Regions from separate parts of the Homo sapiens genome. Here region 2 is linked to region 1. Evidence: chromatin contacts called from ENCODE Hi-C data. All regions are on one chromosome and are shown on one strand. Each heading gives the region's core, a stretch centred on a gene start or an enhancer-like site at or near the end of the contact. The rest is flanking DNA. Distances are from core to core; before and after follow the strand shown.

What was found. Hi-C counts contacts between places; a loop is a spot of excess contacts on that map. Pooled maps may share reads with other maps.
Region 2: a loop to region 1 is called in a pooled map, with 5 times the contacts of the local background. The contact joins two enhancer-like sites. A Hi-C loop is called at or near these places in 2 of 37 single-sample maps with no recorded cell type and 2 of 50 pooled maps.

What each region holds. Positions count from the first base shown.
Region 1 is chr5:34,497,962-34,501,188 of GRCh38, reverse strand. No RefSeq gene overlaps it. Among named protein-coding and RNA genes, the nearest start is that of RAI14-DT, 160 kb to the left of the region's middle. RefSeq lists enhancers at 1,361-1,430, 1,881-2,030. Within about 2 kb of position 1,953, at least 9 of the 41 ENCODE cell types and tissues checked have a DNase peak (open chromatin) inside an H3K27ac peak, as active enhancers do.
Region 2 is chr5:35,902,841-35,906,436 of GRCh38, reverse strand. It overlaps CAPSL (calcyphosine like), which reads left to right. Exons shown (of 5, transcript NM_001042625.2): 5 at 1,791-2,149. The coding sequence ends at 1,892. Among named protein-coding and RNA genes, the nearest start is that of CAPSL, 34 kb to the left of the region's middle. RefSeq lists an enhancer at 1,743-1,842. Within about 2 kb of position 1,581, at least 2 of the 41 ENCODE cell types and tissues checked have a DNase peak (open chromatin) inside an H3K27ac peak, as active enhancers do.

The DNA of each region.
Region 1 (3,227 bases), core at 704-3,203:
ATAGGGTTTTGGAGAAATGAGCTATATCCCAAGAGAGTTTCAACAGTTCGAAGCTGTTGAAGACTTACACTTGAAACAAATATGTGTAGCTGAGTCTGTGTGTAGCTGTATTTGGACTAAATGCTAACTGGATGTTCTCTGAATTAACTTCCATGTGGCATACGGTGTTTCTTAAAATATAAGATATGAAGAGCAGGCTATTTAAAGCTTGCATACACATTATTAAAATTCAACATTAACTGCCACAATAGTTTGAAACTTAGACCAACAAAAGGTTGCTTTACTGATATCGTTTAGATTTGCCAGTGCTTGGTGTTAATAAAAGCAGATCAATTTGGTGTGGGTTTCATTATTGCTTTTAAAGTCTCTCTGGGTCATGCCTGCACTGGGGTGGACTGCTCCCCTGCCCGCCCGTGGCCCACTGCTTCATTGAGCCCATCTTTTGGGTGTTTTCTGTCATAACTTCTGCTTGCTCAATTTTCTGCTTACTCATAACTTCGCCTCTCACAAGATCTTGTGAGCTGCTCTCACCAGTCCTTACCTTCCTACTTTGGGTCCCATTGTCTCCTTTCTTAATCTCCCAGAATGACGTAATTCAAATCCCTGCAAGAGAGACTTTTATTTGGCCAGCACATCTTTTGGAGCAGACAATATCACTGGCTTTCAGCTAGACGGTGCATTGACCCTATTGGCTCTGGTAACCAGAGGAGGATGGGTTCACTGACCCAAATCATGCCTGTCCAGAAGGGGCTCTGTGCAACACAGTTTCCGGGATTGGTGAGTGTAATGCCCGGAAAGTTTGAACATGCATAGAAATCCCTAAGGCAAACAAGAATTTATTTGTAATATAGTAGATAGAGCGCTGGATGTGGAGTCAGGTGTACCTGGTCTTAAATCCGCTCTGTGATGTTTTTGCAAGTCTGATATTTCCTCATCCTTAGTTTGCTTGTAGCGAAATAGGTGTTTTGGCTGGACGTGGTGGCTCATGCCTGTAATCCCAGCACTTTGGGAGGCTGGGGCGGGTGGATCACCTGAAGTCAGGAGTTCGAGACCAGCCTGACCAACATGGTGAAACCCCGTCTCTACTAAAAATGTGAAAATTAGCCGGGCGTGGTGGTGCACTCCTGTAATCTCAGCTACTCAGGAGGCTGCGGCAGGAGAATCACCTGAACCTGGGAGGTGGAGGTTGCCGTGAGCCAAGATCGTGCCATTGCACTCCAGCCTGGGAAACAAGAGTGAAACTCTGTCTTGGAAAAATAAAAAATAAATAAATAAATAAAAACAGATGCTTCATTTAGGTAGAGAATGCAAGCCCTAAAACTTAAAAATGCTGAAACGAAGTCATAGCAAGAAGTCTAGCTGTGGGTGGCTGCCGGCATTGGTTCAGGGTCAGCTTCTCAGAGCATCTCTTGGCCTTTCTCCTATACTTGTCCCACCACAGTTGCATGATGGCTTTTACAGCTGTAGACATCCTGTCCTTCTCCAGATAGGAAGAAAGGGGAGGTGGTGATGAGCCCATGGACCCAAGTTTATGCCTATTAGGAAAAGCGAAGGGCTCCCCAGACTCCCAGCAGATTTGCACTGATGTCTCTTCTGCCAAGGCAGTGTACAAGGCCACCCCTGGCTACAGGGCAGGCTAGGACAGGGGTATTTGTGTGGGGCTAGACATAGGTTTCCCAGAACAAAACTGAGATTATACCAGCAGAAACACAGGAGAGGGGACAGGCATTAGGAAGGTGGGTGGGATATCGCAAAGGGGTTAAATCTATCTGATCTGTTTCCTTCCAGGGTGGTTGTGAGGATTAGACATTTGTGAAATGTGCTATGGGGTTGTATTAGTCCATTCTCACACTGCTATAAAAAGCTGCCTGAGACTGAGTCATTTATAAACAAAAGAGGGTTAATTGACTCATAGCTCTGCATGGCTGGGGAGGTTTCAGAAAACTTACAATCATGGTGGAAGGCAAAGGGGAAGCAAGTACTTTCTTCACAAGGCAGCAGGAGAGACAGGAAGTACCACACTTTAAAACCACCAGCTCTGGTGAGAACTCACTCACTATCACGAGACCAGCATGGGGAAAATCACCCCCATGATCCAATCACTTCCCACCAGGTCCCTCCGTCAACATATGGGGATTACAATTTGAGATGAGATTTCGGTGGGGAAGCAGAGCCACATCATATCAGGGGCCCTTCTCAAAATGAAAACATGAAGCTCCCCTACTTGATCATTCTATTTCCTATGGCTGTTTTCCTAAAGATCGGCCCTTTTTTCCACTTTACTTTGAGAACCACCAAACAAAATTGAGTCTGGCCTGACACTGCGTACCCTTTTCCCTTGCAACCTCATCTCTTCATGTGCCCTTTGCCCTCTGATGACTCTAACCTCTTTCGAAGGTCCTTGAATTCACTAAGATTTGTTTACTCAAGGGCCTTTACTTTTGCAATTTTCCCTGCTTGGAGCAATCTTCCTCCTTTCTGTTCCTTCTGCAGAGAAGTCTACCCTGACTCTCAACCAATGTGAAAAATCCCCTTGCTCTTTCCTGGCTTTCTTTCAGAGTGCCGAGCACAGTCTTCATTTCTGGATAGTCTATTGATTAGCATTTATCTGCTTGAAAGGCAGCCTAACTGTAGCATTTGAGGGCCTGAGTGCTGGAGCTAGACTACCTGGATTTAAGCGCTTCCCAGCTGTGTGATCCCGGGAAAGTTATTTTAATGTCTGGTGCCTCAGTTTCCTCATCTGTAAAAATAGAGATATTAATATCACCTACTTCATAGGGTTGTGGAGGGGATTAACTGTTTATATTTGTAAAGTGCTTAGAGCAGTGCTCTGTGCATAGCAGAGATTATGCGAGTATTACATAAATAAAAGAAATAATACCTGTTTCCTCCACGATACTGTGTGATCTATAAAGAGGAGAACTGTATCTGTTCTTTCACTGTAGTGGTTAGCACAGTGCCAGGCCATGTTATTGTTGTTGTTGCTGTTGTTTTACATCCAGCGAGTATTAAATATTTGCCAAATAAATGAATAAAGAAATAAATAACTGAGTGATGTTCTAAATTGGAGTGGGAGTAGAACAACGTTGCAACATCTCAGGGTTTCAGAAAATATTATTTAAGAAGTAGAAGGCTGGGTGCAGTGGCTCATGCCTGTAATCGCAGCACTTTGAGAGGCCGAGGTGGGTGGATCACCTGAGGTCAGGAGTTCGAAATCAGCCTGGCCA
Region 2 (3,596 bases), core at 332-2,831, 1.4 Mb before region 1:
GCTTCCCTAGAAATTCATGTCAAATTTCCTTTGTATCTTATTGGTGAGAACTCTATTACTTGGCCATCCCAAGCTGAAGCTGCAGAGGAGTCTGGGAAAGTGAGTTTTGAGTTTTTCAACTTCTGTGGGAGAGAAAAGCTAGGGATAGGATTATTACAGTGGATGTGGAGGGAGTCTCATTCAATGGCTGTCATCCCTGGCCAACAAACAGACAATAGAAACAATAACAAACTAAAAATATCGGGAGTTTGATAATTTTTAATTAAAAAATAATTAGCTGTAAAAAATGTTCCTCAAACTGTCATGGTAAAGTGCACCGTCAAAATGGCTCAGGGTCTCGTGGGTAACTCTTTTAGTTTACTTGCTATTTGCTGTAAAATGATCCACTTACTTTGTTGGAGTATTTCACCAGCCTGCAACTTTTTGAGGACTGAGACTTTATCTTAATTATCTTTGATATTCCCAGTTAAATTACTGTAGTGTGCACAACAATTAACTGGGATGTTTAGATTTTTAAGAAGTAAATTCCACAACCACCTGCTTCAGAGATTCTGATTTAGCAGGTGTGGGGTACAGCCTGTGGGCCTAGGCTTATGACAGACACCCCAGGTTGTCCTGATGCAGGTGGTGTGGACCCACACTGATAAACATTTCCCTGGAACCTCACACAACATGAGAAAGATAGAAAGAGGGCAATAATGATGTGTGAAACTTAATGTAATCCCTTAATGAGGGAATTGAAAAGCAGAGGCTGAGGAATCCAAAGGAGGAGAGGAATAAAGAAGTTCAACAAAGGGGGATGCTAATGGTATCCTAATTTTGACAGAGGCTCTATGCATGTATTGTAGATGTGTATTTACAGTTCAACTATGAGCTGAGTTCAAATGCCTTTCTTTCTACTGCCCTTCCTTATGTTTTTAGTGGGAAGGGGTGGTATGAAAGACAACTGTGGATCCAGTGACTTTTCTTTTCTGGTCACTTATAATTTCAATAGGACCAGTGGGTCAGTCATCTCTTATGATTCTTGGAAGGCATAGGTATGTCCCCAACCGATCATGTCAACCAACATGATTAAATTAGAGTGTACATATTATCTAGACCTGTTAAAAATAAGACTAATAACTGTCTTTTCTCCTTCCCCAAAGGAAAGTAATATAAAATCCCCACACAGATAAACACATTAGTCAATATTTCAAAGAGATGGTCATGGGTGTAGAGTGGAGAGAAGCCAGGATGGGTGGGAGGCATGAAGCAGGGGTAAGCTTTTTATTCACCCTGGGCCTTGAATGAGTTATTTATGTGTTAGAAAAGCATGCAACCCGGGAGCGTTTAACTAGAAATCTGTTTCTTCACCCACAGGAGAGAACTCCATTTTTGGAAAGGGAAAACATCACTTACCCTGACACAAGGACATGACATGTTGTTTCTGACGTGTCACAGAAAGACAGAAATAACTACAGTTGCAGAGCACTTCCTTCTTACTCTGAGTTTCAGTCTCCCTTACCTGAACCGACGGGCTCCCACCCTTAGACAAAAGATGACAACCTATGCGTCACTTTCCATTTAGGTTGGCTTAGAAACTTTCAAGACTTTCTTTCTCTCTTCCTAGGTGCTGTTCTCACACCATCCTCAGCTTCACTTGTTCTTTTGTTTTAGATCAGTTCCTCAGCCATGATCACATACACAAAGAAATCCTCTATTTCCCTTCTATTTACAGGTGCACAAGGTGGGCGCCCATTGACAGAGTGAGAAGCAAAGTTTCGTTTTTGTTTCTAACTTTTCCACTGCAGGTGACCCCTGAGGAGTTCATGAACTACTATGCAGGTGTGAGCGCATCCATTGACACTGATGTGTACTTCATCATCATGATGAGAACCGCCTGGAAGCTTTAAGCACATGACCTGGGGACCAGGCCCTGGGACAGCCATGTGGCTCCAAATGACTAAATGTCAGCTCAAAAACCAGAATCGTATTTGATTTCACACTCATCCTAATGTTTTTTTCTGTGTCAAAATATTGCATTTTCTGGGGCCAAAAAACAGGCAGAAATAAAAGACATTGAGTAGCCAACTGTGAGTTTGCCTTGCCTAAGACTGTTTCCTTTGTTCTAAAATAGGACTTAAATAAAATGAGCTCTGTAAAGCTCCTAGTGCTGTGCTGATACATGCAGGTGTCTAATCAACTTTAGGTTTTATCCCTTGGCCATTAATGAAAGCTTGAGTATTTTAATTAAAACCCTCACCCATGCACCCATAGTTTTTCTTCACCTCCTTTTAGATGATCCTTTTCTAGGTGAGATGATAATATATCTCTTTTTATGACTGATTGTAAGTCTTTAAGTGTTTCAGTCTCATTTGGGGACCAGAAGAAGACCACGTGTTAGCCTCAATTTCTACAAGCAAATCTTGAGTTTCACTGCTTAGGGTTTAGGGAAGCCGCAGTTTGACAAATAGATTCAAAATGATTTATTTAATAGTCATTTTAAAGACTGGTGTGAGTGAGGAGGCTATTTCTTTGAGCAGTAGATCCACGCCTGTTCATGGTACTCCTGTGGCTGAAGTTTTGAAACTGGGCTGGGCGCTCAGATTTTATCTGGGACATCTTGCGCTGTGTGTGGGCAGGCTATTCCAGAAAGCCTTCACCTGGTGGAATGTTTATCTCTCCCCTCTCTGCTTTCTGCCAATTGTGTTGAAATTCCCACCAGCAAGGGCTGGGTGCAGTGGCTCACGCCTGCAATCCCAGTACTTTGGGAGGCTGAGGTGGGTGGATCACCTGAGGTCAGGAGTTCAAGGCCAGCCTGTCCAACATGGTGAAAACCCTGTCTCTACTAAAAATAAAAAAATTAGCTGGGCATGGTGGCACATGCCTGTAATCTCAGCTACTCCAGAGGCTGAGACATGAGAATTGCTTGAACCCGGGAGGCAGAGGCTGCAATGAGCTCAGATCATGCCACTGCACTGCACTCCAGCCTAGAGCAAGACTCTGTCTCAAACAAACAAACAAACAAACAAAAATTCCCACCAGCACAAGGAGGTTGGGTGTGACACGGACTAGGATTTCAATAATATTCCAAAGCAGGTTTTCCATCTTGATGCTTCATGGCTTAACACCTCCTCCTCCCAGCACTAAGCTTTGGCTTCATATCGTTGATGTGTAGGACTCTGCCCATGAAAGGCTACTAGAAGCAAAGATAGCCCAGAGGCTGGAAAATAGATAAGAAAACTACAGCTCTCCTTCTGTGTCTTCTGTATCTAGGGCCAGAGATAAAAGCACAGTGACCAGCCTCTGGTTATGGTGCTGGAGACAATGCCCACCCACCTTGCTGCTGGGTGAAATACCTCCTTTTGACTCTGTCCTTAGCTGCACTCATCCCCCAGTTTGCAGACAGGATTGGGTTAATAGTCTTCTTTAAGATCTTATATACTTAATTGGCTCTGGATTTAGGGATTGAACACACTTGCCATATTTTGTATCAATTCACTGTTTAGGTTTTATTTCATACGCTTGGAAGTTGAGATTCGGATATGTATTAATTTAAAACATGTGAAAACCAGTGCTGCTACATAGGCATTATAGTAGTTATTAAGTAACTTGTT